Regions from separate parts of the Mus musculus genome. Here all the other regions are linked to region 4. The links are chromatin loops, found by intact Hi-C in ENCODE. Cell type or tissue: gastrocnemius. All regions are shown on one strand. Region 1 overlaps Thegl (theg spermatid protein like). Region 2 has its middle 11 kb from the start of Gm34598. Region 3 has its middle 6.9 kb from the start of Spink2. Region 4 overlaps Srp72 (signal recognition particle 72).

What was found. Peaks named below come from ENCODE experiments on the same cell type or tissue, not always from the same donor. Only the 100,000 strongest peaks of a DNase experiment are listed, where the experiment ranks them.
Region 1: it touches region 4 in a loop (6-fold over the local background); 8 of 42 quality-filtered maps call a loop at or near these places.
Region 2: a loop joins it to region 4, with 2.8 times the contacts of the local background. A loop is called at or near these places in 12 of 42 quality-filtered maps.
Region 3: a loop joins it to region 4, with 4 times the contacts of the local background. A loop is called at or near these places in 20 of 42 quality-filtered maps.

The regions. Positions count from the first base shown.
Region 1 is chr5:77,058,230-77,066,229 of GRCm38, reverse strand. Thegl (theg spermatid protein like) reads right to left here. Exons shown (of 9, transcript NM_027970.1): 7 at 6,745-6,876; 8 at 5,339-5,514; 9 at 4,708-5,032. The coding sequence ends at 4,918. Among named protein-coding and RNA genes, the nearest start is that of Gm51293, 22 kb to the left of the region's middle. In gastrocnemius, a CTCF peak has its summit at 4,656; a DNase peak (open chromatin) is centred at 4,656; H3K4me3 peaks cover 387 bases.
Region 2 is chr5:77,166,249-77,174,248 of GRCm38, reverse strand. No RefSeq gene overlaps it. Among named protein-coding and RNA genes, the nearest start is that of Gm34598, 11 kb to the right of the region's middle. In gastrocnemius, a CTCF peak has its summit at 3,419; a DNase peak (open chromatin) is centred at 3,482; H3K4me3 peaks cover 653 bases; H3K27ac peaks cover 557 bases.
Region 3 is chr5:77,214,413-77,222,412 of GRCm38, reverse strand. It overlaps a transcript of Spink2 not described here. Among named protein-coding and RNA genes, the nearest start is that of Spink2, 6.9 kb to the right of the region's middle. In gastrocnemius, a CTCF peak has its summit at 4,968 (motif pointing right); a DNase peak (open chromatin) is centred at 4,969.
Region 4 is chr5:76,993,630-77,001,629 of GRCm38, reverse strand. Srp72 (signal recognition particle 72) reads right to left here. Exons shown (of 19, transcript NM_025691.1): 13 at 7,393-7,488; 14 at 6,899-7,002; 15 at 6,717-6,794; 16 at 5,715-5,852; 17 at 4,941-4,978; 18 at 4,048-4,207; 19 at 1,695-3,438. The coding sequence ends at 3,261. Among named protein-coding and RNA genes, the nearest start is that of Arl9, 6.4 kb to the left of the region's middle. In gastrocnemius, a CTCF peak has its summit at 3,038 (motif pointing left); a DNase peak (open chromatin) is centred at 210; H3K27ac peaks cover 473 bases.

The sequences.
Region 1 (8,000 bases), 65 kb before region 4:
CTATTGATGCTGGTTAGCTGGAGCTAAGAAATTAGCAGTGATTAAGAAGAGACCAGCATCATTGAGATGAAATCTTCTGGGAAGTGTTTTCTGAGAGCACAGACACTGTGTTCCAGAGATAGCAATGTCTGTACCTCCTGCTGTGGCTGGACTTGGTGATGTGTAAGAGACACCCAGGTGGTACTGGTTTTGAAGGCGTGAAGGGGTCATGAAGAGCAGCTGAGGCTGCAGAAGGCCATTAGTGAAGGTGCAGCCTCAGTTGTAATTGATAGCTAAGGACTGAAGGGGTCATGCAAAGGAGTTGAGGCTTGGCACCATGAAGAGAGCCTATGAGAGGCTATTGGTGAAGCCTAGTTGCAGTGGAAGACAGCAGTGTTTTGGAGATGCCAGTACAATGAGGTAACTACCAAGAACATTAGCAGCAATGGAGTATAGGCAGTTGGAACCTAGAAGACAAGGTGTATGCTACAAAAGGAAGACCTGGAGAAGTGACCCAAGCCTTTGGAGACACCTAGACGATTGTGAGTGGATCCCAGACATTGGACAGTTGGAGTTTGATTTTGCTTTTAATTGTGACTGTGCCCTGATATTTTTCCCTCCTGAAGAAAGTGTTTTAGTGGAGCCCGCAGTTAAGAGACTTTTAATTGTTAAAAAAAAAAAAGACTTTGAATTTTAAAAGAGATTGCATATTTTAAAGGGATTGAAATTTTAAGAATTTGCATAGACAGTTGGACTTTTAACATTATTTAGATCTTGGAGAAAAATAAGAAAGCAAGGGTTGAGGCTTACTAGTGATGTGTTTGTGTGTCAAGTTGACAAGGGGTCAATTGTACTGGCTGGTTTTGTGTCAATTTGAAACAGCTGGAGTTATCACAGAGAAAGCAGCTTCAGTTGGGGAAATGCCTCTACAAGATCCAGCTGTAAGACATTTTCTCAATTAGTGATCAAGCGGGGAGGTCCCCTTGTGGGTGGTGCCATCTCTGGGCCAACATCCATTATCTCCTGTGTGGGATGCATGTCGGTCCGGAGCTCCGACATTAAACTGCCTCATGTGATTAAAGCAAGATAGATTCTCGTATTTCTTTGGGTGCTCTCTCACTCCCGAGACTAAAGTGGGGGTCCCCGAAAGGGGGTTTTACACCATCAAGATACTAACTTTCTCCTCTTTCTTCTTTGTGCACAACTACTTAACAAACCTTGACTAACAACAACCAACAAACAACCAATAACCCTCACTGCCTCTTGGGACCCTAGCATACACCCTCTGAAATGTCCCCAGAATTCCCAAGGTCATACAATCGAAGAAACTATCTATCACTGGTAAATCATGCCCCTGCTAGAACATGAAACAAATCACAGTCAGGTGCTATGGGCAATCTGAAGCAGTCTCGTATCCCACACCTGGGATTCAAAGGAAGACATATTCTTATATATCTGTGTTTCTTAAAGAAACCAAAATTGTCACTACACAGGCAGGATGATCTAAAGTAGTTTGTGTCTTTTTGGCGTATCAAAAGATTAATTGTAGCCTAGTGCTATGCCACATGCCCGCCATTCTTATAACTTTGTCTTGTCATGGAGGCATTGGGCCATCTCACATCATCACAAGAAGGATGACTGACTAGACACAAAGATATTGGGGGCACACTAGCAGTTTGCATTGTAATGTTCTGAGGTAATGATAGCTATTGTGAATATGAGGTCAGCTTTATCTACATAGCCAGTTCCAGGACAACCTGTTTAATAATAATAATAATAATAATAATAATCACCATCATCATAAGTTAAACTATCTCATATTTACTCATGCATAGGAAAAATATAAATGGTTTGGTACTCTCCATAGTTTCAAATATCCACAGATCCTGGGAATGTATCACCCAAGGACAACAGGAGTTACTTTTGTAACCAACTGGTTGAGCTGAAATTAAGAAGCAATGCAAGAAAGCTTGTGCTCTCTCTGACTACAGTCCAGGCATGCCTTAAAAGGACAAAAGATATGCTCTGTCTCGTGTTCTAATTAACTTAACTCAGTAGCCTTCCATTGCCTTTAGGATGGAGACTAAAATAGTGAACCCGACCTCTGGTGCTCCAAGTACCTGGCTCCCACCCCACCCCACCCCACCCCAGCTTCCTCGGCATCTTACAGACCTTTCTTTTAGAACCACATGGACCTGTTTCAGCCTATGGGGTGCTCTCCTGTCTGCTATGAAGGATTTACTAGAAGGCTATGGGGAATCAGAGGAATAGCTGAGGGACAGGAGGCTAAGAGACACTCCAACGTGAGAGGTGGGAGCGCATGAGAGCACCTAGAAAGGGAGATGTCAGCTTCTACCCCTACAGCCCTCTACTCAAGACCCAAAGTTTCAGACAATGGCCACTAGGCCCAGATGGCTTGGTCACACATCCATTCTTTCACTGAGCTACCTTGAAGAAAAGCCACTTTTTTTTTTTTTTTTCAAACAGTCTCTTGAATAACCCTGGTAAACTGGAACTTGATATTTATACCAGGTTAGTCTCAGACTCAGAGAGATCTTTCTACTTCTATCTCCCAAGTGCTGGAATTAAAGGCATGGGTCACCACACATTCGCCCCCCCCACCAAAAAAAAAAAAAAAAAAAAAAACCTTTGTTGTGTTTTTCTTTTAAAGATTTAACTTTTGTTTCAAACGTGTGGCTGCTTTGCCTGTAACATACGGAACCATACCATGTGCATGCGTTCCTGAGGTGGCCAGAAGAGGGGCTCAGACGTCGTCGAACTGGAAGTACAGGCTGTTATGAGCTGCCCTATAAATGCTGCTGGCACCGAACCTGGGTCCTCGGCCAGCACAGCCGGTGCTCTTAACCATGGGGCATCGCTCAGCCCCCTTATTTATCTGTTCACTTTATAGGGAATGGGATTTGCGCTCAGGGCCTCGAGCATGTCCTAACCCCAAGCTATGTGTCATCCCCCCACCCCCACTGTGTAAAGCTTAAGGGACTTGAAGGTAACTCCTGGAAAGGAGATGGGAGATGCTCTCCAAAGGGAAGAAAATCATCAAAAAAATAACCAGAAACTCAACACACGTGTCTCTGAAACACACATGTCCACTCTATGGGATGCCTTGCTGTCTACTCTGCAGTCACTTGGTCCTACTCAGGGTTTGGGTTCCAGTCCAGCTGTCTCTCTTCATTAAAGAAAACCTCCCCCACTTTCCTAAGAGATGAGAGCTCTCTGCTCTGTAATCTTACAACATTACAGCATTACTATAATGGTATTATAATAGCATTATTACCACGGCTGTGTTACACTTACTTGTAACAGGATGTAATGGAGATGACCAGCCTGTAAGAGCAGAGCTGGCATCTGATTGGCTCACTGTGCTGTACCGCCCACTCCTTGTACAGCGCCTCAAAAAGCAGTCAACAAACATTTGCTTGACTGAAACACAAGGCTGCACTTTCCTCATTGGCATTAATGACACCATTTCTCCCTCCCAGCAAACACAGTACATCTTAATACAAATTCACTCTTTATTATATGTAATTTTTCATTTAATCTTTACAGCACTGTGGAAAGACCTACTTTATATATAAAGAATCTGAGACATAGGAAATGGAGAAATTGGTTTAAGCTCAAATGCCCAGTAAATGGCCCAGGAGGCGTACAAACCCAGGTCCCTCTAACAGCAAACACAGAGTGAAAAATTATTGTTCTAATACTGCCTCTCAACACCCTTCCATATACAGGAGCTCCTTTACTGTAAAATACGATTCTGAGTAAATTCATCTTCATGCAAATCTAGGCAGGTCCCATAAAAATTAAAAAAGTTAAATAGTAATACATGGAGAAAACTAAATTTAAAAACTCTAAGCAGATACAATTTGATAGTTTTTTATGCTTGCTATTAAAACAATGCACACACATACATATACACACAGAAACACACACATACATATACACATGCACCCACAAACACACATACATACACACACGAACATATACACACAAGCACACACATACACACACATGCACATATACATACACAAACACACATATATATACACATACACATACAAGCACACACACATACATACATATACACACATGCACATATACACACATACACACACATATACACACAAGCACACACACACACACACCCTCTAAGACAGAGTCTTTTTATAGAGTAGGTCCTTTACTTCTGTCTCCCAAATTCTGGGAACACAGACAAGTACCGCATCACTAGTCTTTTCTTTTTAAACTTATTTATCTTTTTGGGACAGCATGTGACTGTTTGTTGTCCTCTGCTCTTGAACTCTTGGGCTCTGGCGATCCTCTCTCCCCTGCCTCCCCGAGTAGCTGGGATTGTAGATGCATGCCACATCACCAGTTGCCATGTAGATACCTCTTTCCTCTCCTTCGTGGTGAGTGGCTGTGAGCATGGAGCGAGGCAGGAGAGACCGATAAGTAAGCTGTTCCCTAACAAGGACTATGAAATGCTTTCATCCTATCCTTCGCGTCGCATTTTTGTAGGTGGCCAAGGGAGACGGACAAGGCCACTCTAAGAAGGACTCGATGGTCAGGACTTTGTAGAGAAGGGCTGGAGACAGAATTCAGGAGGTAGCTGAGAGCAAAGCATGAGAGAGAATGTGAGCAGTGCAGTGCAGCGAGGTGCCGCAAGGGGGCCACCGAGATCCCAGTCTGAGGAGGGATAATGAGGCAGGCACTGCTTTCTTTTTTATTGCTGGGTAAGGTCCCCAAACTTGGTAAAGACAAGATCACACACGGTGCCATCTGACGCTCACAGCGGTGTTTTCTGGAAGTCTCATGTCTGGGAGGTGATCAGTAAGATGTAAATACCAAGGCTGGGAACAAAGTTATCTGCCGCACGGTCTAGATACCTAACTTGTGTCTACCTGGGGTGGCTTGCCGTAGTTAACGCACAATGGGTTCCGCCAGCTCCTTGACCCTGTCGGAACAGTGTGCTTTTAAAGCAGAAGGCTTGACTTTAAAGACGTTTGGGTCGTAGTATACAAGGTTCGCTGGACCCCTGGAATAGGAGAAAAAGAAACCGACCCTATGTGAGGAGAACAGTAAAAGGAACTGACATTTCCCAAGCACACCCTCGCCCCCATGCTAATATTATTGTCCCATTGGGATTTCAAGGCCTCCATTATACAGGTAAGAAAACGCTATAAGCGTGATCTAGGGTCTGCAGGTTGTCATGTTCCAAAGGATTTGCTCTTTTCAAAAAAAAAAAAAAGTTATGGTTTTGTTTTTTTACTTTAAATCAACTTTCCCCTTTTCTCCAGACCCCTAACCCTTCCTGTCCCACTTTAACCTTATATTGCAATACCTTGTGTGTGGATTAGCTAACTCCTGGACTCTCTCAGACACCTGAGAATGAGTCGCAGCGTAAGATACAGGCCACCGAGCATCTCGGATAGGGAGATAGTCTTCATGAACACGCTTGGACTTTGCTAGAAATATCGTTCTTTTACTAGGATTAGCAAGTAGGGCAGCAGGGGCTACCTGGAGAAGAAAACAAAAAACAAAAAAGACACAAATGCCTTTCCAGAATTCCCTGCGTGCCCTGTCTTCCTCTCACTTCTCTCCTGCAACACTGCAGTCGTGCTCCCTGCTAACCCCCCTCGCCTCTGCTCTTAGGTGGAGCAGTCCAGCCGTGCTCAGATGGCTGCAGGAGACCCGGCAGCAACTTGCCTCCCCCATCCCCATTCCATCAGCACAGCCCCCCACTAGGCAAGTACTTTCTAAAGCTAGGTTGGAGCACACCACGCTCAGGTGCTAGCCCCCTCCGAGGAGCCCTCGTTTTGCTGACATTGGAGCAGGTTCCTTCCCGTATCTGCAGAACCCCCATGAAATCTGAACCCCACGTCTCTGACCTCATCTTTTCCCCCTCTCCATCAGGACACTGTGACCCGTAGCAGCCACACAGGGCCTCTGTTCTAGCTCTTTCTGCCTCAGGACCTCTTCATTTGCTACTTCTGTGTGAGACATCTTTCCTCATTCTTGGCTGAGACACATTTCCCTTGTTTCTAGATTCAGACCTCAGACCCTCACGGAGTGAGGGATTCCTGGCCTGCAGAAACAGATCATGCGTTCTAATGGGCCATCTCTATTGTACTTATTTAATCTCCCTTCCTGTTTGTCTGTCAGAGACCATCTTACAAGCCTGCATGCTAAACAACTGAGCTTTGCCTCAAACCTGAGGTCCTCCTGCCTCAGGATCCTGAGCACAGAGATAATACATTTTTTTTTCCACCGTGCTTGGATCACTCAATCTTCCTCATGATATGTATCTACAGCACAAATTTATTTGTCTATCATCCACTTTTTCCATTACACTATGAACTGCTCAGAGGCGACTGTTTGCCCTATGACCCAATAGGTGCCAAATGAATACATGTTGCCTGACTATTCGCCTCTTGTCTGACTTTGAAAGGCACGTCTTCCATATTGTTTCTTTATTGATAAAAATGAGAAGGCTGTTGCATGGCAACCAGCCAGGCCTCCCTGTCAAGAGCAAAGACTCACACCCAGCTCACTAACTTCAAAGCCCACATTCTTTGCCCTCCACTCCTCTGCCTTCCTCCTTATCACGTTGGTAGTCCTCCCTTCCCATCATAGAACGCGTTCAACATTATCTTTTCTGATGACTTTGGCCTAGGCCTTGTGGAGGCAAAACAGCATCTTAGGAGCAATCAGAGAACAAGCCAATGAGGGAAGGTGGGGGTGGCTTACGGGACGGATGGGCAATTCACTCCTTTCTCTTTCATAGCATAGGCCCTCTATCTTAATCCTTGGGTGGGCAAGGTCTACAATCCTTGGAGTTGCAACAGCACTCAGGGTAGAGAAGGAAATCTTGGTTTCCAACTAGGAAAGAAAGAGAAAAATGGTACGTAAGTGCGTGTCCAGCTCAGCTTTATAAAATATGGTCTGAGCTCTTGACTGAGCTCCAATAGCTCGACAGAAAGGGTGGGAATCCTTCTGGACAGGATCAAATTCCATCTTACTCAAACTGGACTGTACGGGTTCCACGCCAGCTATACACAGATTTAATTTTTACATGGCAGGCATGGGAGAAACAGCCATCGAACCAGCCAGCGAGGTGACATATTAACTCAGAAATCCGTGGTAATGCTGATCCTTGGTGGGATGGGTCAGGAGGTAAAGTGCCTGTCATACAAAGCTGATGACCTGTGTTCAATCCCCAGGACCCACATAAAGACAGAAGGAGAGACCGTCTCCATAGGGCTGTCTTCTCACCTCCAAAACTGCACCGCAGCATGGTTGCATGTGCGCATGCGTGCACCCGCACATCGGTAAATAGTTGTGGTGAAATGTTTAAAAATAAAACACGAGGTTGGCCAAGAGAAGGTGTGGCTGTATTTATTGTATGTGTGCACCCAAGCGAGAAGACTCTGTCCTAATTTTTTAACCCTTTGAGGAAAGGGGCTTTCTGATTCACGGATCGCCACGGTGAAGGACATTTGCCTGCGCAGCTCTCTTCTAATTGGAACAAGTAAGAAAAGCAGCAAAAGGCAAGAAGAAAGCAGAAGCACGTGTCTCTGCTAGGCAGCCAGGTCAGAGTTTAGCAGGCTTGGGGTGGGGGGTGGGGGGGGCATGACCCTTCCCTCATATTCAATAGACTAAAGCAAAGGACTGAAACAGCTCTCATTTAGGGATCGAAGGAATTGGACCGGAATCCTATTTCTGTCCCCCAAGAGACATAATGCTCAGACGAACACAAATGAATAACTCTCCAAACCTGAATCTGGGAGCTGTGAACCTCACAGGATTAATACCTAGCAAGAGTCTCTCTGATGGAGAGTGAAGACAGCCTATTATTGCTGCCTTTCAGGAGAGTTAAGTGACGCTGGCTTGTTTGGATTCTTAAGTCAGGGCAGCGTCTCTCGGAAAAAGCTGCTCATTCTAAAGACCACAGAAAATAGAATAAAGCCCGTGTGAAGTGTAAAAGACACCGGTCTCTTTGGCCA
Region 2 (8,000 bases), 170 kb before region 4:
GGTGTGGTCTAGATCTAAGGTGGGTTTTCTGGCCTCAAATGATCCAATCAAGAAAATCTTTCACAGGCCCGACCAGCTGCTGGGTTTTAGGTCGTTCCAGATATAGTCACGTTGACAACTAAGATTAGCCATCACAGTCCCTAACAAGATCATGCGTTTAATCAGTTGGGAAGGTTGTAGAATACTTAGGAGGTGGCATTCTGCTGGGGGAAGTGGGTCACTGGGGGTGAGGGAGCTTAGACCTTACAGCCTTAAAGGCCTCCTAGTAGAGACTTCTGTTTGCTTCCTGATGGCAGGTATACTGTGACCCACTGTCTTGTGTACTTCTGCTGACATCCCTTGTCCACCTGGCAGACTGTAAATGCTCAAACTGTGAGGCAAAATAAACTCTTCCTCCTTCAAGTTGCTACTAAGTCTCCGGTCACAGTGTAGCAGTGAGAACAGAAACTACATTGCTAATGTTTATTCATTATATTTGTCATGTCTGGTCACAGCGCAGCAGTGAGAACAGTAAGTAACTCCATTATGAAATGTACTCATATTCATTGCATGCAGTGATGAAGCCATGATGCCAAGAAGTTTCACGAGGACACCTTCAGTCCTGTATCTTTCTCCGTCTCCAGAGGGTCTCCTTCCTCTTCCCAAATAGCCCCCTTCCTACTTTCATCTCATTTACAAAGGAGTCTGCTTTCTGCATGGCTGTGAACTTTATGTCATGTCTTTGCTATTGCTCTTGGGTAATTAGGAATTGGCTATGATGTGCTTATTTGAATAAACGGAGATAAAATGCCGTCTTCTCCATCTACGTTTTGAGAGCACGTTTTAGGCATCACCCTCACACCCTTGTAACCCCTGTCCCTTTCAGTAAATGTTCCCTTTTGGCAGTGCTCAAGAGAACTGGCTCCTGCTGGAGCTGTACCTCATTATCATAGCTTGCTACATTAACATTTTATCCCGTATCTTTATTTCTACTTTATTTTGACTTAATTTTTTTTAGAGACAGGGTCTTACTATGTAGCCATTGCTGACCTGGAACTCACTATGTAGACCAGGCTGGCTTTAAACTCACAGTGATCTGCTAGCAGCTGTCTTTCAAGTGCTGGAATTAAAAATGCACACCTCTCCACTTAGCTAGCTTAATGCTTTCAAAGATTTTCTTCCTTCCTTCCTTCCTTCCTTCCTTCCTTCCTTCCTTCCTTCCTTTCTTTCTTTCTTTCTTTCTTTCTTTCTTTCTTTCTTTCTTTCTTTCTTTCATGCATATGGCTACATTGTAGCTGTACAGATGGTTGTGAGTCTTCATGTGGCTGCTGGGAATTGAATTTAGGACCTCTGCTTGCTCTGGACGGCCCTGTTCACTCTGGTCAACCCTGCATGCTCCCGCCCAAAGATTTATTATTATAAATAAGTACACTGTAGTCAACTTCAGACACACCAGAAGAGGGTGTCAGATCTCATTACAGATGGTCATGAGCCACCATGTGGAGCAGTCAGTGGTCTTACCCGCTGAGCTATCTCGCCAGCCTTAATGCTTTCAATTTCTATATCCGTGTGTTTTCTTTTGCTTTCTTCTTTAACACTACAGTTGTCTTGGTTTTGTCTTATTTTGAGGAACTAGGTCTTATGTATCTTAGACTGGTCTCAAACTCTTTATGTAGCCAAGTGAGGGAGATCTTGAACTCCTGATTCTCATGCCTCTACTTTCCACATTCTGGGATTCCATGGGTACACACACACACACACACACACACACACACACACACACACACACACACACACACACACACACACCCCCCACCACACACACACACACACACACACACACACACACACACACAACACACACACCACACACCCCCATACACACTCGCACTATACACACCACACACACACACACACACACACACACACACACACCTTGGAGTTAGAAATAGAAGGAAGTAAGATGGCTTTCCTTACATTTATTCCAGGGTTAATCTCTCCTGTAAAGACTTTAAGAATTATATCAATATATATCAATATAACAATATCTACATCTGCCTGTTTGTCGGTCTATCTATCAGGTGGGCCTGGAGCTCACTATGTAGCCCAACCTGGTGTAGTGGTGGCACAGATTTGAGGGCAGCCTATGCTACATAGTAGGACCCTATCTCCCCAACTGCTCTTTCCTCACAAAGGCTTTGAACTATTGAGGTTGCTAAAAGTTTTAAAAATGACGGTACTTTGACTTGAACCTTAATTTTAAAAATATTTTATGTGTACATGTACATGGCTGAGTGTATGTCTGTGCACCACACGAGTGCAGGAGCCTGCAGAGGTCAGAAGTACATCTGCAGTGGGATCTCTTGGATCTGGAGTTATAACAAGCTGATGTGTGTGTGCTAGGAACTGAAATGTGGGTCCTCTGCAGGAAAATTAAGTGTTCTTAACCTCTAAGCCAGCTCTCTGACCTTGGACCTTAATTCTAGCTATTCCTAACCTATTTGAACAATGAAAAGGAAAACAAATGCAATTCTACAATTTTAAAACAAGAGGAGAGAGGTAGAAAGTTTACTCTTGGTGAACAATTTTTTTTTCTGTGTATTTCATGTAAGACAACACTGCCAGTCCTAACTGTAACTAGCACATTACACTTGAGCTGTTGGGTTAGGTGATGGACTAGATGAATGTTACAAATGGAAGTAAGGAAGTTCTTCCTGCTTCATTCCAGGATTAACTTCTCATTTAAAGGTTTTAAAAATTGTATATATATATATATATATATAATATATTGTATGGTATAATGTAAAAATATATACACATATACACATACACACACATACACCATATATACATCATATACACATATATACCTCATATATAAATTATATATACACACATATACACACATATACACATACACATACATATATATGAGACAGTCTCACATTGTAGCACAGGCTGGTCTGGAACTCACTAGGTAGTTCCAGGCTGGCTCAGTGGTACCACGAGTTTGAGACGAGCCTGTGCTACAGAGCAAGGCTCCGTCTCCCCACCTGTTCCCTCTCCATAAATGCATTGCTCACCTCTGGGGCTTGTCTGCTGAGCAGGGGCCTCTCTCTGTGTGACCTCTTCTCTGTGTGGTCTCTTTAATACTGTAGCCTGACTTCTTCCTTGTCAGCTAGGAGAGTCTACGCTTGATCTTAGCCAAGAGGCCAAGCAGTTAGCTAAGGGATTTTAGAAACTGAAAACTAGCCTCCTTCTTTAGGCTTGGGCCGAGAAGAACGTAACTTTTGCAGAATTCTATTGGACAGTGTGCGTCATGAAGGCAGCCCAGATTTCCTATGAGAGAATGGATTTGAAATTTGTGGTCTAAGAACTAAACATGTTTGTTATGACTTAATCCTTCCTAGTTTGGGTAGCTATGAACATGTGTTGCTATGCAAACAGTTGTCCATAAGAGGTCAGTCACAGACCTTGAGAAAAGCTGGAGAATGGTCCTCTTGAATTAACCTGCTAAGGCTTTGCTATGCCTGGCGTGGTGCTAGAAGTGGATGCTAGGGATCCACCCCATAATCAGCTTCCAAACGCTGACACCATTGCATACACTAGCAAGATTTTGTTGAAAGGACCCAGATGTAGCTGTCTCTTGTGAGACTATGCCGGGGCCTAGCAAACACAGAAGTGGATGCTCACAGTCAGCTATTGGAGGGATCACAGGGCCCCCAATGGAGGAGCTAGAGAAAGTACCCAAGGAGCTAAAGGGATCTGCAACCCTATAGGTGGAACAACATTATGAACTAACCAGTACCCCGGAGCTCTTGACTCTAGCTGCATATGTATCAAAAGATGGCCTAGTCGGCCATCACTGGAAAGAGAGGCCCATTGGACACACAAACTGTATATGCCCCAGTACAGGGGAACGCCAGGGCCAAAAAAATGGGAATGGGTGGGTAGGGAAGTGGGCGGGAGGGTATGGGGGACTTTTGGGGTAGCATTGGAAATGTAATTGAGGAAAATATGTAATAAAAAATATTAAAAAAAAAAAAAGAAGTGGATGCTATAAGATCCAGAACAGCAGGACCTCTTGGGAAACTGTTTGCCTGGTTGGGGAAAAGTGAGCCCTGCTGGGTAGGGTAGCCATCCTGGTTTTCCTCATTTTGGGGTAAGGTAAAGGCTAGAAAGTAAGATGAAGCATCAAAAATGGGGCACTCGGCTGCGTGAGAAGGCAGCTCCCCCTATCTAGGACTGAACCCTTTGAAGAGACAATAGATCCAAAGGCTTGAAGTCAGGCACGATGCAAAGTCTGGTGGTCTCTCTGATAACTGCAGGCTGATGTTTAAGCTACCTTCACGGATATCTTCATGACATACACTGTCCAATAGAAGTCGGCAAAAGTCACGTTCTTCCAGCTCGAGGCCCAAACCTCAAGAAGGCATCAGGGTTTTAGTTTCAAAAACTCTCTCAGGTAATTGCTCAGCCTCTTGGCTACGGCCAAGTGTAGACTCTCCCAGCTAACAAGGAGGAAACCAGGCTACAGTTTTAAAGCTGGGAACCCTAGGTCTGGGTTTTCAAGGTTTGTGTGGTTAAACACCTCATGTTAGGAATCAGTCTCTCGAAAAGCTTGGTCAAACATGCTAGTGTGGCTTTAGCTCATCTTCCCTGAAGATAAGGAGAGAGGCCATGGCTGGTTGAGGTGATGCAGCACCAGGGATGACAATAGTAACCTGCAGGGTGGCACTTTGTGTCACTTCCAAGAGGCACATGAGTTGTTCTGGGTGGCTTTAAGGTGATGGCCACTCACAATAACTAAGGGTGCAGTAGTGACAGACACACCTTGGTGATCACCAACGAACGGCTCTCTAATTGGACTTAAGACTCAGTCAACAAGAAGGAAACCATTTCTGGTACTGGAAACCAGGCTAACACTCAGTGCCAGTGAAGTCATAGTTACTGGAGGAGAATCTACAACCACTAATTTACTAAATGAGCATCATCAAGTAACGACAATCTATAAACACTTGTCCTTACATCACAGATAAGTGTAGTCCTCGCCTCTCAACAAGGCAACTCTGTTGAGACATTTCCAGAGACCATTACAGAAAACCATAATTAATCAAAACACAGAGCTGTGGGGCCCAGTCCCAATGGATATATCTACAATACAGCCCTCCAACTAAGGCTCAGGGAAGCTTTCAGAGCAGAGACTGAAACGACTAACTGTAACGGCCAGGGGATCAGGAAGTTTGCTGTGAGACTTGTCTTCTAGTAATCTCAGAAGCTACTCCCAGAAAGTCTCACCACAGGACTGGGCGAATGGGAGCTGAAGAAGGACACCAAAGGACACGCCTCACTGGATGGGGAAAAGCCCACAAGGCCTTGCCCCTATAGGCAAGTGGGAAAGCTGGGATCAGGAGAGGTGGTCTCTCACAGGGAAGAGCACATACATGCACACACACAACACATGCAAACATACATATATGCGTGTGATAACAATTAGTGAAAAAAGGATCCCAGGAATTGGAGGAGAGCTGGGAAGAGCATATGGGAGCATGTGAAGGGAAGAACGAGAAGGAAGAAATGTTGCAATTATATATAATTTAAAAAAAAGAGAGAGAACACTATAGGGCTGGAGGGATGGCTCAGCGGTTAAGAGCACTGGCTGCTCTTCCAGAGGTTCTGAGTTCAAATCCCAGCAACCACATGGTGGCTCCTAACCATCTGTAATGGGATCTGATGCCCTCTTCTGGTGTGTCTGGAAAGCAGCTACAGTATATATATACACACACACACACACATATATTACATATATGTATATATGTGTGTGTGTGTTATAAATCATTTTTTAAAACACTATAAAAATACCTGTGCTGAGAAGGGAGTTTCCAGGGACAAGGCGACCAAACTGAAGACTAGCTTACATGATTTGGCGATGGGGTGGAAAAATGGAGTTAACTGAGTTTCTGGACGGAGAAGATTTTGTGCCATGCATTTAGTTTGTAGGATGTGTAAGATCCATATTACACCAAACGATGACCGCTGTATATAAATAGAGGACGTCGTAGGCACCCAGTGCCACAGACCCCATGTCTTCTTGCTGTAGGTTCTTCTTTCACTCACTCCCTCTCAGATCGTGGTCAGCTGATGAGGCAGCCTCTGAAGCCCAGCATCGATTGTACTCCTGTCTTCACACAAAGCAGTCGATTCTGTTCTTTTCCCGTGTTGGCCTGAGTCTCATAATCACAACCAGTGCAGAAAACTTCCTTAACTAGCAGGGAAATCGTGAGGATTTCACAGGAACCATTCTAGGAGGAGAGACGAAGGCGCAGGTGGGTGAGGATGGTGCCTGTGCGCCGTTGGCAACGCTTTGTGGACTTGCAGTTTCACTAGGCATGGCCTCAGCGGCAGAGGTCCAGCACCGCTCATCTGCATGGCCTCCGCCCGCACGCGGCTCTTTTCAGTGATTTGAAACATGAGTGCGATCGCCAGATCTGTGTTTATTGGGCTGACTACCGGCTTTCTCCTCTTGGCAGCAAGTGATCGGAGAGGCTTACGGATGAGGTCAAGTTTCTCTTTCTCGAATAAATATTTAAAATCCTAAGAGGTGGAGACGTTGCAGATAGGAATGATCTAATTCAACTTTCTGCATGCCCTCGCAGGTGCACAGGGTCAACACCCAGGAAGAGCAGGCTCCGTGGCTCTAGCTGCACAGTAGAAAAACAACGGTCAGTCCCTCTGCTCTGCGACAGGCACAAGGGCAGTGCCAGAGCCCAGGCAAGAGATGTCATGTGTTCATAGGGCAAAGAGGAAGTTTTCTTGAAAGGCTGTTTCCAAAGATGTGTGGGTGGGGTTGAGGGGAGCCGATGGGGGATCCTGAAACATCCCAGGGCCAGGATGTCACCCTAGTTTGAAAGGGTAAGAGGTTGGTAATGAAGTTCAGAGACAGCAGCTGAGAAGACCGATAGAGATCACAGCCTCTGGTTCTGAGCACCCCGCCCTGTGGCTCACAGCTACCTGTAACCTCAGCTCCCGTGCACCAGACACCCTTTTCTGACCTCTGAGAGCATCTGCACTCACACATTCCCATAGGCAGACATAACTATACATAATTAAAATTTTCATAAATTATTTGAAATAAAAATCTTTTTTAAAATCCTGGTCACCTTCGAATCACAAATGTTTCCTTCCTTCTCCACTTTGCTTAGCCTCCTGTCCACCCTGCCGAGGCCTTGGTTTATAAACACTGTGGTCAGGGTCCTTCGGAAGCACACTTACTGCCTTTTTGTTTTTGAGACAAGGTCTCGATATGTAGCTTTGGCTTGTCTGGAGCTCGACATGTAAACCAGACTGGCCTTGAACTCGCAGAGACCTCTCTGCCTCTGCTTACCAAGTGCTGGGATGAAAGCGCCAGAACTTTTGAATACGAAGTCAGTTTAAAACTTTTCATACAACTTCAGCCTCCAACCCGAGCCTCCTCTGCTTAGAGGCCTCTCAACCACAGATATTGTTCATCTCCTTTAATTCTGTTTTTTTTTTTTTTTACATTATTGTATTAGGTATTTATTTATTGTGTGTGTGAGTGTATATGTGTGTGAGTGTATTGTGTGAGTGTGTGTGTGAGTGTATGTGTGTGTGAGTGTATGTGTGTGAGTGTATGTAAGTGTGAGTGTAAGTATGAGTGTATGTGAATGTGTGTATGAATGTATGTGCGTGTGTGCGTGCACACATGCGTACGCACACACACATGCAGACATATGAATTTGGCTGTCACTCCTGTACCACAGTGCATAGGTGGCTGTCAGAAGCAACTCTCAGGAGTCGGTTCTGCCCTCAGACCATGTGGGTCCTGGGGACTGAACTCAGAGTTAGCACCTTCACCCCCCAAGCCACCTCACTGTCGCACGCCACAGACATTCTTTATTCAGAGGAGGACTTTGTTTAACCCCCAAGTAGGAAGTAAAATTCAAGCAATATAAAAACACCTTTTTTTTTTTTTTCCAAGTGTCACTTTCATCCTGTTACTT
Region 3 (8,000 bases), 220 kb before region 4:
TTCTAATTTTTATAGATTTTTTTTTTTAATATATAGGACTGACTGGGTGACAAAGGGAATCTTTCCCCAGCAGTAATCCCCTCACCTACCCAGCCTGGGCAGTTTTGTTTTGTTTTGTTTTGTTTTGTTTTGTTTTGTTTTACTTTCAGAGGCTGGGAGCTTTTGAGGTCTCCTGGTTGAAAAGAGGACATAAGCCATGAAAGAAGGAGGTTTAAAATTGCTTATATAATACCCAGATGACATTAACCTATATGGTTGTTTCCTCCAGGGTGAGCCCATTAGATGTATATCTCTTTAAGATTGCCTGTGTATAAATTTTTAATTATCACCTCTGTGTGATTACGTTTAAGCCAACTTTTGTTACAGATTTTTAAATCATATCCAACAAACTTACAAATCTTGAGGTACAGAAAGTTCACACAACAGTTTTTATGACTCTTGAAATAAGGTTTTTATCTTAGGAAAAGTTTTAGGCAGTTAGAGGAAACAAAAAGTCCAAATTTCTTTGGCCATTCTGGTTTTTCCTCCCCTGTCACAAAATTAAGTGGCTATCCTGACATACTACAGAAAAATTTTTTGGAACAAACTTTTAAACAGACATGCCTGAACCTGGTGGTTGGGTAGGGTGGGGAGCCATGCCCAACTTCAGAATCAGATTTTCAATAAAGCAGAGTAGAATAAAATAATATTTCAATATTATCTATACCCCAAAGTGAATTTAGTGACAGGGGACGGGACCAGTACAATGAGAAATGGCAGTAGCAGAGGTAGTCAGAGCTTTAGCAAGAGTCCTAACTATAGACAGAGGACATTGCTGGAGGGTGCATAAAGAAGTACCAGTGAGGACTATGTGTACTGTTGTAGCTGTGCCTGCTCCCACATTCTTTTCCTTCCTTGCTAGGTCCAGCTCCCATGTCTGCCTGTAACTGGGAAAGATGAAGGGATGGAGATAGCAAAAATGAACTGAATAGACACAGAACTTACCCTCTAAACACAGGGCACAGGTTGTACAATGGACAGAAACAGCAAGAAACAATAAACAGAACCGGGCCGTGCTGGTGCATGCCTTTAATCCCAGCACTCGGGAGGCAGAGGCAGGCGGATTTCTGAGTTCGAGGCCAGCCTGGTCTACAAAGTGAGTTCCAGGACAGCCAGAGCTATACAGAGAAACACTGTCTCGAAAAACAAAAAACAAAAAACAAAAACAACAACAACAACAAAAGCCATGGCCAATTGCTGGGCGGAAGGTATAGGCAGGACTTCCAGGTCCCTAGAGGCAGGCAGGGAGTTGTGAGGAAGGAGAACGGAGTTCACCATGCTTTGGAGAGCGAAGAACCAGGCAACCGTGTGAGGTCTCGGGAGGAGCTGGGACCTTGTGGTCACTACTACAGTTGGGTGGCCAGGGAGTTTAGCAACTGAAGTTTAGGGCAGGAGGGAGAGATGGAGATAAGAAACTGGTAAGAGCATGCTTTTCTAGGCAGGAGATAATAACACCTAGCAATTGTGCCAAGAAGGCAAGTTGAAAAGAAACAGTAGCGCGTGCATGTACGTGTGCGCATGTGTGTGTGTGTGTGTGTGTGTGTGTGTGTGTGCGTGTGTGTTTTATCCATGGATTCATGGAAGCCGGGTGGGGGCTGGTAGCACAGTCACTTCCTGGAGCAAAGGTGGGTAGAGCAAAAACCACATGCAACACAGGGTGCCAATATTCATATGAACAATGTGTCCTCTTGATAGTGCCCTGGACAAGGAGTTCATATGTTGTGTGAGATACCTCATTGTCTCTAGATGGTCTAGAAAGAATTGTGACTTATAAAAGTCAACTGTCATAGAAAGAACCCCAGCTGACAGAATCAGGACCAGATGTCATCGAAATAACTGTAACTTACCCAAGGAGTACTCCCAGACAGGTGCTTGCTGGTTTCTCTTGATGTGGCTGTTAGCTGTGGCAGTCTGCCAAACTGAAGGTGAATCCCTGGTCCTTAGAATGTCCCCAAAGTGTGCTCTCTCTGGGGAGTGGTTGACTCAGAGCAAAGGGTCTAGCTTCTAAATTTGAGTTGGAGTCCTTCAGTTGTGCCATGGGATGTTTTTCTGGAATCTCTTATGGGAGGATGTTTTGCTAAGAACAGACACATAATGTTTTTCTGGAGTCAGCCTGGAAAGAGGGAACATGATGTGTTGCTAGAACAGACGCTTGAGAGAACACGTGATGTTTGGAAAGGATATAAATGTGGTCCAATGGCCAGTGGATGATTCTGGATGGTATTGGTACACCTTGCCATTCTTTGCTGGTCATTGCTGGGCATTGCTGCTGCTGGCCTTTGCTGATGATGCTGGGAGGTATTGATACGCCTTACCATTCTTTGTTGTTTATTGTTTGCTGTGACTTCATAGAGAGAAATGCACCAAAAAACTACTGGTGGTGTTCCTGTGACTTCTTGCCACTTCCGAGGAGTCAGCTGATTGTCAGAGCCTTGCGATTTCTTCTGGATCGACCCACCATTGCTGATTTATGGATGGTGTTTGTGAGTTCTGCCATTGCTGATTCGTGAATGGTGTTTGTGAGTTCTGCCATTGCTGATTCCTAGATGGTGTTTGTGAGTGGACAGAGCTGCTGCTGCTGATTTGTGTGAATTGAACTGCCGATATCCTGACAGCACAGACTGAATTTGCTTCAAAGAAATATTCCAGATCCACATCCTCTTGTGCTCTGTTAACCTTTTCTTTCCACTACCTCTTCTGGGTGGTGGGCTAGAAGGGGCATCAAAGCATCTAAGAACCATTAATAAAAGTAGGTTTTGGGCTGGAGAGATGGCTCAGTGGTTAAGATCACTGACTGTTCTTCTGAAGGTCCTGAGTTCAAATCCCAGCAACCACATGGTGACTCACGACCATCCATAATGAGATCTGATGGCCTCTTCTGGGGTGTCTGAAGACAGCTACTGTGTACTGACATATAATCAATCAATCAATCAATCAATCAATCAATCAATCAATCTTTGGGCTAGAGCAAGCGGGGCCAGAGTGAAGTGCAGTGGGAGTGAGCAGGGAGTGAGAGAGGAGAAAAAAAGTGTCTCAAGACAGCTACAGTATATTTACATATAATAAATAAATCTTTTTTTTTTAATGTAGGTTTTGAAAAATCTCAGCCTACAGGCGTTCAAATGTTAATCCTAAAGACTTGAGTTAAAAGACCACTAGCAGAAAGTATGGCTAAATCAAAGCAGGCTTTACTGTGCCCACCAGAGATCTGGAAGAGGCTTTCTCTCCTCATAGGAAGAAGTTCAAGAGACCAGCCTTGAGCCAATTTCTCATACCTTCTTAATATGGCAAAATGACAAGGTAGGGGTCTTTTCAGGTACAAGTGGATCAGCTAGGAAAGCCCCTCCTTGTACAATGAGTACAGACCATTCCCAAGGAATTGGTTTACAACTGAGCTTTGGGTCAGTCTCCAGAAAACCGAAACTTAACATAACTGCAGACTTAAAATGGCTTCTGATATAGACTCGCCACATCTGCCTGTGTGCCACCATGCTTCCTACCATGACAGTGATGGACTAAACTGTGAACTGTCAGCCAATCCCACTTCTACGTCTTCTTCCATAAGAGTTGCTGTGGTCATGGTGTCTCTTCACAGCAATAAAACCCTAACTAAGACAGCCAGTGAGCAAGAGCAGGCTAGCCCCTCAGAAAGACTCTTGTAGTGAAGCTGAGAGGTAAAGTGTGTTTTAAATACAAACGTCACACAGATCACAATAGCATCAGTCTTAGAGGAGAGGCAAAGCAACCTTGCAACCTCTGTTTCCACAGAACACAGCAGTTATTTAAGAGACACCATGGCAGCTAATTTTTATTTATATCTTTACCAGTTTCCGTTTGTTTAGTCTGTACAAAGATTAATTATGTTGGTTAATACCTCTGAATCACGGACAAATGTGTATCATCCCAAATGTGCTGCTAAGGGTGTTAAGGGTGGGGTGGGGGCTGAGAAGTATTTAAGCAGACACAAGATGGTGTTACTTTACTCCAGTGACCATTCATGATGAAATAGTTATAGGCCCAGTCTTGGAAATCTCATTTGCCATTTCTCTCTCTGATGGGTTGGTCCTGGAACCCCAAGTTCAGTGAAGGAATGAAGAAAGGACCATTGCAGAAACACATACAGAAAAGCTGGATAGAGATGGGTGTGTACATTCTCAAGGAGTGGCACCCTCTACTACCACCCTGCAAACCTCAACTTGATCATTACGTTCAGCACAGGAGAGGATTGGTTAGTCTCCACAGGAGGTCTCTGAAGGCCAGCAGCCTCAGGCTGCAAACATCGGGGAGGAGGAGGAAGCTGCAGTCACTAGGCTTTGTATATACTGATCAGTCATCCTTAAACACTGATGCTGGACTGGAGGAAATGAGACATTGCCTGGCCCATATGGGGGATGGCTTTGGTCTTTGTCATGGCTGTAACCATGGCAGCAACACACATTCACTCACGGTTTCACTCTTTCAGGGTTTCCACTGCATCCTACTCTTGCAGAGCTAACCACAGCTACTGTGAGTGTGTTAGCACAAAGAGCATGCCAAGTCCACAAGGTAATATTTTCCAGCCTTCCTCTCCAACTTCCCTCCCAGGTCTGTCTGTCTCTCTCTCTCTGTCTCCCTCCCTCCCTCCCTCCCTCCCTTCCTCCCTCCTTCCTTCTTTCCTAAGATTTACATTTTACTCTGTTTTTTTTGGGGGGGGGCGGGGCGGGGGGTTCGAGACAGGGTTTCTCTGTGTAGCCCTGGCTGTCCTGGAACTCACTTTGTAGACCAGGCTGGCCTTGAACTCAGAAATCCACCCGCCTCTGCCTTCCGCGTGCTGGGATTAAAGGTGTGCGCCGGCCTTGTTTTTAACTTTCATTTCATGTATACCTGTGTTTTTCCAAAGTATTTTTGCCTATATTGCTTATGTGTGCTTCATGTCCAGAGTGGCCACTAGAGGGCACCAGATCCCTTGGAAATGTAGTTATAGAACGTTTAGAAAGTTGTGAGCCACCATAGAGGTTCTTAGGAACTGAACTCAGGTCTTCTGGAAAAGCAGCCGGTGCTTTTAAGTGCTGAGCCATCTCTCTCCAGTTCCAGGTCTTATATCTTTCTGCCGACTGTTATGTGATATTCCCTAAGCCTTCGGTGGGGCTGGGTAGGCAATTTAGAGGTCTTGATTCAGGCTAAGATCTTTAGTCATGTGTCTCAGCACTTTGAGGAGTTATGAATCTTATATTACTGCTGCTCCTTGACAACAACAACAAAAACAACAACAATAATAATAATAATAATAGGACAAAAACTTCTCCGATGAAAGTGGAGAGCAACAATAATCTAACAGTGATAAGCACAGAGACGTAGAAGATAATTTGTTCAGCACAGCATGTCCATTTAACACATGTCTATTTAACACAACAGTAGCAGTGGGCTCCCTGCTAGGGCAGAGGGATTCCTCCCCCACCCCCCCCACCCCCATGACTTTTTGCCTAGGTATACAGTTGCAGGAGAGAATTCCTTTTTGTGTATCTGGACTCAAATCCAATCAGAAAGTGGTTGGCTATTCCTGTAAAAGTCACGACACCGTGGCACATTTAGTGGGTACAGATGACTGGCAGCGTCCACTCCTGGGATTGTTGTGTATTTTAATAGTCATTTCAGGACAAAGTTAGATACACAAAGCAGCTGACTTTTTAACCCATGGAATCTAAATTCATTTATTTTGACCTTGAAAGTTATGTAAATGCCTTTCTGAAAATATCATTTACTAAGAATTCAGAATTAAAGATAGTAACACAGTTATAGACAGCACTACAGCTTTAAGGCTATAAAGGCAAGCTGGCAATGATGGGTCAAGAAGAGGGAAGGAGGCCTACAGAGTTTCCCTTAACTGAAGCCATTAACTTCACATGAGCGAGTAAAGAACAGCAGACGCCTTTAGCAAGTACATGGTCAAGATGATAATAATACTCTTGTCCTTAAAACAAGAAAGAAAACATCTTTAGAAAGCCATTAAGCAGGGACAGTAGGACCAGATCACAGGGAGGCCGTTACTAATGGATTTCAAGTCTAGAATGTGCTGCCTGTGATCCTCTGGAAGAGCCTCAAGCACTCCTGAGGGCTCCTACACTCCCTCTGCCCACTTCCATGCAATGTCCTCAGAGTCTAGGAGGGAGAGATGTCGTTGGTCCTGATGAGGGCTGAGTACTCAGCCGCTGCTTTCTCAGGTCTGTGTTTCTGGCTGTTTTCTTGGAGGCAAGATAGACTTTTTTGTTTTGGTTTGGTTTGGTTTTGGTTTTTCGAGACAGGGTTTCTCTGGTTTCTCTGTGTAGCCCTGGCTGTCCTGGAACTCACTTTGTAGACCAGGCTGGCCTCAAACTCAGAAATCCGCCTGCCTCTGCCTCCCGAGTGCTGGGATTAAAGGAGTGTGCCACCATGCCCAGCTGCAAGATAGAGTTTTAAGAGACTGTACATGATGGTGACATCCCAGGCAGGGCACAGTGTCCACACGATGCAGGAATGACAGACAGTGCCTTACTTTATTTTCTGATGATTTGATTTTTCTCTTTCTTTCTTTCTTTCTTTCTTTCTTTCTTTCTTTCTTTCTTTTTTCTTTTTGGCAGGGTCTCACCATAAGGCCCTGCTGGTCTCGAGCTTACAGAGATTTGCCTGCCTCTCCCTCCTGAAGTGATGGGATTAAAGGTGTGTTTTTACCATATTCCATGATAAAATATTCTGGAAATATATATTTCATTATAAAGAGTTGCAAATAAAAGAAAGAAAGACAGACAGACAGACAGACAGACAGACAGAAAGAAAGAAAGAAAGAAAGAAAGAAAGAAAGAAAGAAAGAAAGAGGTATCGTTCTGTAGACCAGGCTAGCCTGGTATTTACTACGCTCTCCAGGCTGGCCTCAATTCTCTTTCCTCAGTTTTCCAAGTGTTGGGATTATAGGCATGAGCCACCACACTCTGTTCCAACCTAAGAATTTGAAAGAGATCCCAAGTCCTGGGCTATAGAACAAGATCTTGGCATAAGCACGAGAATTTGAGAGGGCATATGACATAGGGTGTGCTGGATAGTTTTATATCAACTTGATACAAGCTAGAGTCATCTGAAAGGAAGGAGCCTCAGTTGAGAAAATGCCTCCATAAGATCCAGCTGTAGGACATTCTCTTAATGAGTGATTGAAGCAGGATGGCCCAGCCCATTGTGTGTGGTGGTGGTCCTGGGTTGGCAGTCCTAGGCTCTGTAAGAAATCCGGCTGAGCAAGCCATGGGGAGCAAGCCAGTGAGCAGCTCTCCTCTATGGCCTCTGCATCAGCTCCTGCCTCCAGGTTCCTGCCCTGTGAGTTCCTGTCCTGCCTTCCTTCAAAGATGAACAGTGATATGAAAGTGTGAGCCAACGAAACACTCCCCCCGCCCCAACTTGGTTTTTAGTCATGGTGTTTCATCACAGCAATAGAAACCCTAAGACAGGTTGGTACCAGAGTAGTGGGGTATGGGTGTGACAGATCTGACCATGTTTTTTGGAGGATCGTAGAAGGACTTTGAACCTTTGGCCTAGAAAGCCACTGGGTGTTGAGAGCTCAGTGGCTGTCCTGTATGAACGTAGAAGATAAGAATGTTGAGAGCTGTGTAGATGGAGACCTGGCTTGTGAGATTTCGGAAGGAAACAAAGACTTTACTGGGCCCTTTGTGAGAAGAATGGGTGGTGTCTGGTCAGCTGATTATGAAGAACTGGCTGTGATTAACAAGAGGACCAGAGGCACTAAAGCAAAACCTCTGTCTTACGGGGACGATTGGTGCTGCTTAGCTAGAACTGGGGGAATTGGTGGTGGTTAAGTAGAGACCAGCACTGTTAGGGTGACATCTTCTGGACAGTGTTTCCAGTGAGCCAGCACACAGTAGGTGTGCTTAATACATGGCCAAGGCTGTATCTTGTGCTGGCTGCTGAGTTTGGTAACATATGAGTTACCCAAACGGTAC
Region 4 (8,000 bases):
CTTCTTTTTTTCCTTCTCTACCTTTACTGCTGTTTCCCTAGTGCTCGAAGAAAACCTTTGACTCTCTTTCTTAGTCTTCCCCCTCTCCATCCCCGCCACCGCCTTTCCCTTTCTGTCCCCTGCGCGCCCGCGCGCCGGAGCCGCCCCCGATCCTGGCAGGTGTGGCCCTGGTGTGGGGCTCAAGGTGGAGACGTAGGACCACAAGGCGTAGGCCACACCCATGGTCACCGCAGTCCTGCCAGTGAGCACAGCTGACTATCTGGCATTTCTGACATTTTGCGTAGGCGCACCTGCCTGGGGCTGGCAGCTGATTTCGTTCAACTTGAGATCACCAGGACTGTCCAGTGGAAGAGGGAAGGGCAAGGATGCTAAGGGGGTTGGATCTAGCCCAATCTTGGGGAACCTGGTGACCTTCATCAGAGAACTGGGAGAAACAGACAAGGACTGTCATGGCAAGAGGTCCTTAGGCACCCCTTGCCCCAGAAGGCACAAAGGCATTATTTGGCAGTGTTGAAGAAACTCCTAAAGAGTTTGAGCTATCTGGAGACGTCAACTCCCAATTTACTCAACCAGTCGTGCCTCTAAGTTAAGAATGCCTAGGGCACCAGAATCCCTGGAAGACTCCCCATCTTTCCCCAGTTTCAACCACCACCCCAGAACGCAACTTACACCACCCCTGTCCCAATTCCACATGAATTCCACTGGGAGCCACAAAAAGGGCTGCTATTCACAATTGTCAGCTAAGGACAAAGATTGCAGGTCCTGACAGCTAGTCAGGAAAGATACCAAAACAAAACAACTCCAGAACAAAGCAAACAAAAACAGAAAGCAAATTGAGCCCAAGTTTAGTCACCCTCCTTGACCAGTATGTAGTAACTTAAGTGAGGTGGCATCTTGAGCTCGCTGAGGAACTGACCCAGGAGGTTGCATAATTTCCCAAGGTTAGTTTTTAGGAATGGGGGAGTAAGTCATCGATAAAGACCCTGAGGTCCTGCTCAGTAAAGAGAGATTACATTAGGACATGGTTGCCTCCGGCCTGGATCTTAGCACTGGGGAGCTGAGAAAACAGAGCTTAGGCTCAGACTGAAGAAGCTACAGGGAGTTTAATGCCAGGCTAGCATGTTGAGACCCCTTTCTCCCTCCACCACAGGGAAAAATACAGTTCCTACATGAAATTGAGTTTCTTTTGTTAGATATTCCAAATATGTTAGCAAAGGAGCGACGGCGAGTCCCAGGAGGCTTGAGCGGTAGATGGGACGGGTTTTAAGGTTAGTTATCTTGAGTGGGCTTGAAAATATTAGGCTCAATACTTTACAAATGTACAATGTTGTGTGGATTTTTTCCTGATTTATTGTTTCATGTTTATGTGTTTTATATGTGCATCACACATGTGTTGCCAGAGGGGCCAAAGAGGGCGTCAGATTCCCTGGAACTGGAGTGACAGACAGGTGAACTGCCGTGTAAGCGCTGAGAACTGAACTCAGGGCCTCTGGAAGTGCAGTGAATGCTTTTAACTGCTGAGCCATCTCTCCAGCCTCTGAATTTTGACTTTTTTAAACCGAGTTCTCCCAATCCCATTAGATTTGTAGTTCTGTTAGGAGCGGCAGGAGGCAATTTTAGATAGTCACCTTAAAAGAAAGATCTTAGATGTATTAATAAGGAAGTCCTTCATAAAATGCCAATACCGAAACATTGTTAGTCACATTCACTGCTAGTTTATTTTAAAATTTATTTCAAAATGTAACACAGTGAATGGATGTTTTCCACATTGTTTATTAATGTGCATGCGCACGTGTGTACACACACACACACACTGAGCCAGTTAAAGACCTCCCCCAAATAGTTACTAGATGTTAATACAGATGAAGTTTAGATAAATAACTTATTTGAAGTGAGGTTTCTGTGGCTTAGCAATGACTGTATCAATGTCAACTAAGAGGGCTACGTGTGTATTTCACCATGATGTCTTAGACCAAAATTCTCAAAGTTTAGAATATGAAGATTCTGTTGGTCAACATAAAAAAAAGTCCTTAAGCAAAGGAGATGGAACGGAATCAATTATTCCTGTCACAGAGTATTTAGTCCTCTGGAGAGCAATGTCGACCCCTCTTAGACACTGCAGACACTGACTATGCTGAACAGAAAAGTAGCCCCTATTCTAACTCCCCAGAGCAGGAAAGCCTTGTGAACCCACTGGAGAAGTTTCAACAGAAATGCTCAAACACAGCAGCGCTTTTATTAACAAGAACAGAGTAGCCTGGTCACAGGAAATCTAGGTGAGAAATATGATGATCTCTCGGGTGACAGAAATGAATACTAAGCATGGGGAGGCACCCATGTGTGTCTCACAACTGCTGAGTGTGAAAGTGACCTGCTAGCAATGAAAGACAAGAGCAACATTTACACCACAAAATGAATGCAGACCACGTTACTTCGAAAAAGGTAATGAAGGTCATGTCCCATAACCAGAAAGGGGAGCCATCTGATTATTAATGGGGCCAAATGCTCTTGTGGCTTTCAATACCGCCTGATATTGTTTCCTCTTTAAGATAAAGAGGTCAAAGTTTATGTTCTTGATAGTGGCCATTAAGTGTTCTGACTGAGAAGCCCAAACCCATTTGCCCTCAGAACACTGGGGCAAGAGTCAACTACTTGGAACACTGATACATTTTTTGAGGTCTTCAGTGGAACTAAATCAGTATGTTAACATAATCTGAAAATGGAAACAACAAAGGTACAAAGGAGTCAGATGTGCACAAATACACACACACGAGAGAGAGTCCCAATTCCAGTATCACAGGACAATTTATGGCTAAGATTATTTTAGACGGTGAGTTTCTGGCCACTCAGTTATTAAGATCCCTTTTCATCACATGATAGCTCTAAACACATACTTGGAATGCTCAGAAGATTCTACTTTTAGCCTTGTAAGACATAATTTAAGGTGAGACTTGATAGGAACATGTATCTTCACACTAGTTGAAACAGGAGAAACCCTGTCTATTTAAATCCCGGGAAACCTTAGATAATGTGTCGTATGCTGCCATCTTCAGGCCTCTCTCTGTAAAGCTATTTGGTATAAGCAGGCCAATTCGATGAGGCAGTCTGAGGAGGATGTCTTCGCATCTGAAGTGTAAGAAATCATTTCAGGACTATGGGGATGGAGGAGGGAGCTCTGTGCTTCCTGCTGTGTTACCTTTATTATGTTCCTAATGTCACTGACACTGGATTAAGAACAGCCTGCAACAAGTACACTGTCATCACCAGCCACTTTTCCCTCCTTTCTTCTTCTTCTGTTGCTGTTTCTTTTTGGTTGCTGGGGCGCCTGCAGGTTTCTGGTGTCTTGGGGGTACAATGTTACTTGCAGAGGACGATATTGTTGCCGCACTGCCGGGTCTCGGGGAGGTGGGTGGGCTGCTCACGGCTTTACTGGCATCCCTGAAATCATCAAACCAGAAAGGTTTTAGTCATTTAGAAATGTAATACAGGAGAAGGTGTAAGCACGTATGTGCGTGGATTTAACTTTCCATACCTAATAATTTCCCACGTGTTTTAAGGATGAATGTACCATCTCTCTATCCACGACTCTCTTGAAATTTTAAACCATTTTATACCTAAAGAAAGTGTAATATAAGCTACATGCCAAATGTAAGTTTAGAAAATCAGCTTTAAGTGACTTATAATTCTATGTAGAAATAGTTCACATTTATTTAAATTAAATTCGCATTTAAATGAGTCATTATCTTTAGTTTCTAAAGTAACTGTAATTACTTGTTAGGCTGTTTGGTGGTTTGTAGTGGTTAAACCCGGGCAAGAGCTCCCTCACTCCCTCATCCCCACACTTCCTACAATACCTTTTAACACTATAATCACATAGTTAAAGTGCTTGCTATAAAATCAGTATATTTTCTTCCTTTCACATACTGCATCCTTATCAAGGGCGGAGGTCTGTGTTTCTCACACAGCATATGAGGGAAGTCTTAAGACTTGAACCAGCCTCCAGGATGAACTGCATTCGGAGACTCCTGTTTTGCAGCCACAACTTACAGTTCAGAGGAGGCTCCTGCAGTCGCTCCCTGTGTTCCTTTTCCAATCTGGTCCTTCTTTTTACCCTTCTTTCTTCCTCGGTAATAAGAGCGCTCTCGCATTGGTAGCCATCTTTCTGGATCTGGGGTAACTTTTGGGTCATAATTCTTAGGCAGTTTTCCTAGAAATAATTGATAAATGAGAAATACATCTAGAACAGCTTCAAAATTGTCTAAATGGTGTGTTCATGGCTTGGAATAAATAACACAACTGGAATTAGAGGTGTGGTCTTGTTAGGGAAGTGTGTCACTGGGGAGGTGGAGCTTTGAGGTCTTATAAATATGCTGCCGCCTGGCCAGAGCCAGAGCCTCTTGCTTCTTGCTGGCTGCCTGTAGAAGACAGTCTTCTCCTTGTGGCCTTCAGATCAAGATGGACAACTCTTGGCTCCTCTTAGCACCAGGTCTGCCTGCATGATGCCACATTTCCCACCATAATGACAATGAACTAATCCTCTGAAACTGTAAGGTAGCCCCAGTTAAATGTTTGCCTTTATACAGTTGCCTTGGTCATGGTGTCTTTTCACACTAACGGAAACCCTGACAGACAGCAGCACTCTGAATTTAGATAAACTCTTAAGGGAACACTAATGTAAGAAAATGTTAGTTCCAGTCAAGATAAAAGTCAGTGTTTGAAAATACCATGAGAGAATAATAGCGTCTTTAGGTCCAGAGAGTTCTATTAGGAATACACTATTTTTATTGTTGAAAAAAGAATCTAAAGTCAGGTATGGTGATGCACACTTGTGGTTTGAGCACTTGGGAGGCTGATGCAGGAGGATTGCCTTGAGCTTGAGGCCAGCCTGGGCTATCTCAACACAGAAATCTAACATGCATTTTTTTTCTTCAAAGTCTTACCTTTCTTTTTCTTCTTCTTCTTTTTCAAATCTCCCTGTCTAAAAAGAAACTGGGAATCATTATTATTATTGAGATAATACACATTAAGTATAATATAAAACTTTTTACAATATAAATATGACCTATTCTTTGAAAAGAGCTATCATACCTAAGTTACCAAAGTATCCTCTACTGCAGTTATTTATACAAACAGAAGCCTACCATGTTTTAGTGAGTAACTGTTTGGCAAGAATTTGAAAATCAAGAAGCTCTTTGCTACAGAACATACACAGGTAATCTTTTAGGAGGACACAGAGATCAAGTTACATTGGTCATGGCCCTAGAAGGGAGGCGGAGGGATGGCAGAAGGGACACTCCTTACTTACTTTGCACTTCTTTGTAAAGACAAGGTCTCACTGTGCTGACCTGGAACTCACTGTGTGACCAGGCTGGCCTTGACTCACAAAGTTACCCTGCCTCTGCTTTCCAACTGCTGGGATTATAGGCAAACCTAACCTGTTTTTGTTTGCCCTTAAAAACATGTCTCACGTAGCCAAGGCTGGCCTCTAATTGATCCTCCTGCCTCTGAAGCATCGTGTCTTTCTCTCTCAACCAGACTGAGCATTCGTCTAACCATTCCACCTGCTATGATCCCAGCAAATCTCACATGAAACCTCCACTCCAACTGCTGTTGAAATCTATTTTTTTTAACTAGGTATAGCGACATTCATTTTTCATCCTAGCACTCAAAAGTGTGTGTGTGTGTTTACAGACTTTGAATTAGCAAAACATTACCCTTGTTCCTTTGGTTGGTTATCTCCAGTAACTTTTCCACCCTTCTTCCGAATGTAGGTAGCACCAGGAGAATTTTCAAGCGCCTCAACATCTACTTTTAGAGACATGCTATCCGATGAGGGCAGGTGTTTGCTAAGACTGGAGTAAGACAGGTGTTCAGGAACACAACATACGTTTGTATCTATCAACACATCTTTGCTAACAGAAAAATACTCTTTCCTGGATGGCCTTTATCAACAGCAAAAATACTCTTAAATCTCCTATAAAATAACAAGTCACATCAAATACACAGTATATATTCTGAAGGGGAAACTAATCAGCTCTCTCTTACCTCAGTGATCCAGTTCCAGGTACTTCCTAACTATCAGTGCGCACGCACAGCCTGGCTCAGTCAGAGGCTTTGACCAGTAGTTTCTTAGCAGCCTATAGACAACTCAATTCAGGGAACATGGCCTGATTTGTGTAGCACTCTGAACCCAAATTCATCAACTAGGATATTTAATTTCTTCTTCAAGTCCACGTTAGTACTGAACTCACTATACAGCCAAGGATGACCTAATTCTCCTGCTCCTGCCTTCCAAGTGCTAGGATGGCAGGAACATGCTACTATGTCCTGCCTGTTAAATCTTATCAGCAGTGTTTGCAACGGACAGGTATGTGACCCCTCCCCCACTTCATTACTGATACATAATTGAATATTTTGCTTTCACTAAGTGGAAGCAAGTCTATGAGTTGAAATTTTTTTCTTTCTTTTTCTTTTTTTTTTTTTGGTTTTTCGAGACAGGGTTTCTCTGTGTAGCCTTGGCTGTCCTGGAACTCACTCTGTAGACCAGACTGGCCTCGAACTCAGAAATCCACCTGCCTCTGCCTCCCGAGTGCTGGGATTAAAGGCATGCACCACCACGCCCGGCGAGTTGAAATTTCTAACAGAAAAATGTCTGCATGAAATCCAAGTACTAGCAGAGCTCTGGGCTTCCTCTCTAGCTAGACTACAGAGGATACGCCTTTGCTTTCTCTGGATCCACAAGCGAGTAAGCAGAAATAAGTTGGGCTAGGGTGTGAATATCTTTTGAATTCTGTCTGAAAGAAGAAATAAAAAAGTTAATAAACAGTTTATAAAATCACCACTAACATAAACAAGGGGATCCCCCATCACCCCCACAACAGCATTTCCCAGAGCTTACTTCCACAGCTGTTCTAGGTCACTGACTGCCTCCTTCTTCCGGCCATATTTGAGCTTGAAGTTTGCAGCTTCTCTTATCAAGGACAAATGAGCAGGGGATTTGGGCTACAGGTTCAACAAAACAAAATAAAATAGCAAAGTTTTAAGCTAAATGTCTAGCCTGTGAGTGAAGTCCTACTTACTATAAGCCCTTTAGAATGGGCCTGCTTACTAAATTCTCCATCTTCGTGTATGAAAGACCAAGTCATCAGTTTATGGAAAGAGCTTCTAAAAATACAAATGAGCTCTTTTGTTTCATCTTGCAGCTCTACCTTATGTATAACAATTGTATTTGAACCTGGCATACTTTTATAGAAATTAATTTCAGAGTCTAGGTAGCCTTCCAATTTTTAAATAGTGACTCACTATTTTAGTTCTCTGAAGTTTTTGGTTCAGTAGAACCCTTTATTACTGATGGAAAATATGCCCTTGTAACACTTTGCTCCACTCCTTTACCTGGTGGCTTTGGTACCACTGGATAGCCTGTGTGAAGACTTCGATGGCACTATCAATATCTTCCTCGTGGCTGTACATGGTCACCAATGCAGATACCTATGCAACAAAGGTCATGCGAACAAAGTCAACGAACAAGATTCTTCCTTCACTCTCAAAACATAGCTTTTTTTTCTTTTTTTTTTTTTTTAAACCACACTTTTTTTTTAAAAAAATTATTTTATTTAGAGTATACTGTAGCTGCTGTCTTCAGTCACACCAGGAGAGGGCATCGGATCCCATTACAGATGGTTGTGAGCCACCATGTGGTTGCTGAGAACTGAACTCAGGGCCTCTGGAAGAGCAGTCAATGCTCTTCCATCTCTCCAGCACCCTCAAAACATAAATTTTAAAAATTAAAAATAATAATGAATACAGATGAATGGGATCTCTGCCAGTCCTTAATTCCCCATAAACTTTATTCCTTTTAGAGAACTAAATTCCTAGAAGTACTTTTCCAAATAAGAATGCATTTATCTATAATACAGACCTTCTTCTAAAGCTGTGTCAGTTTGATAAGAGCAGACCATGAGGAATGAGCATTTGATACATTTATGCAAACTACTCCAAAC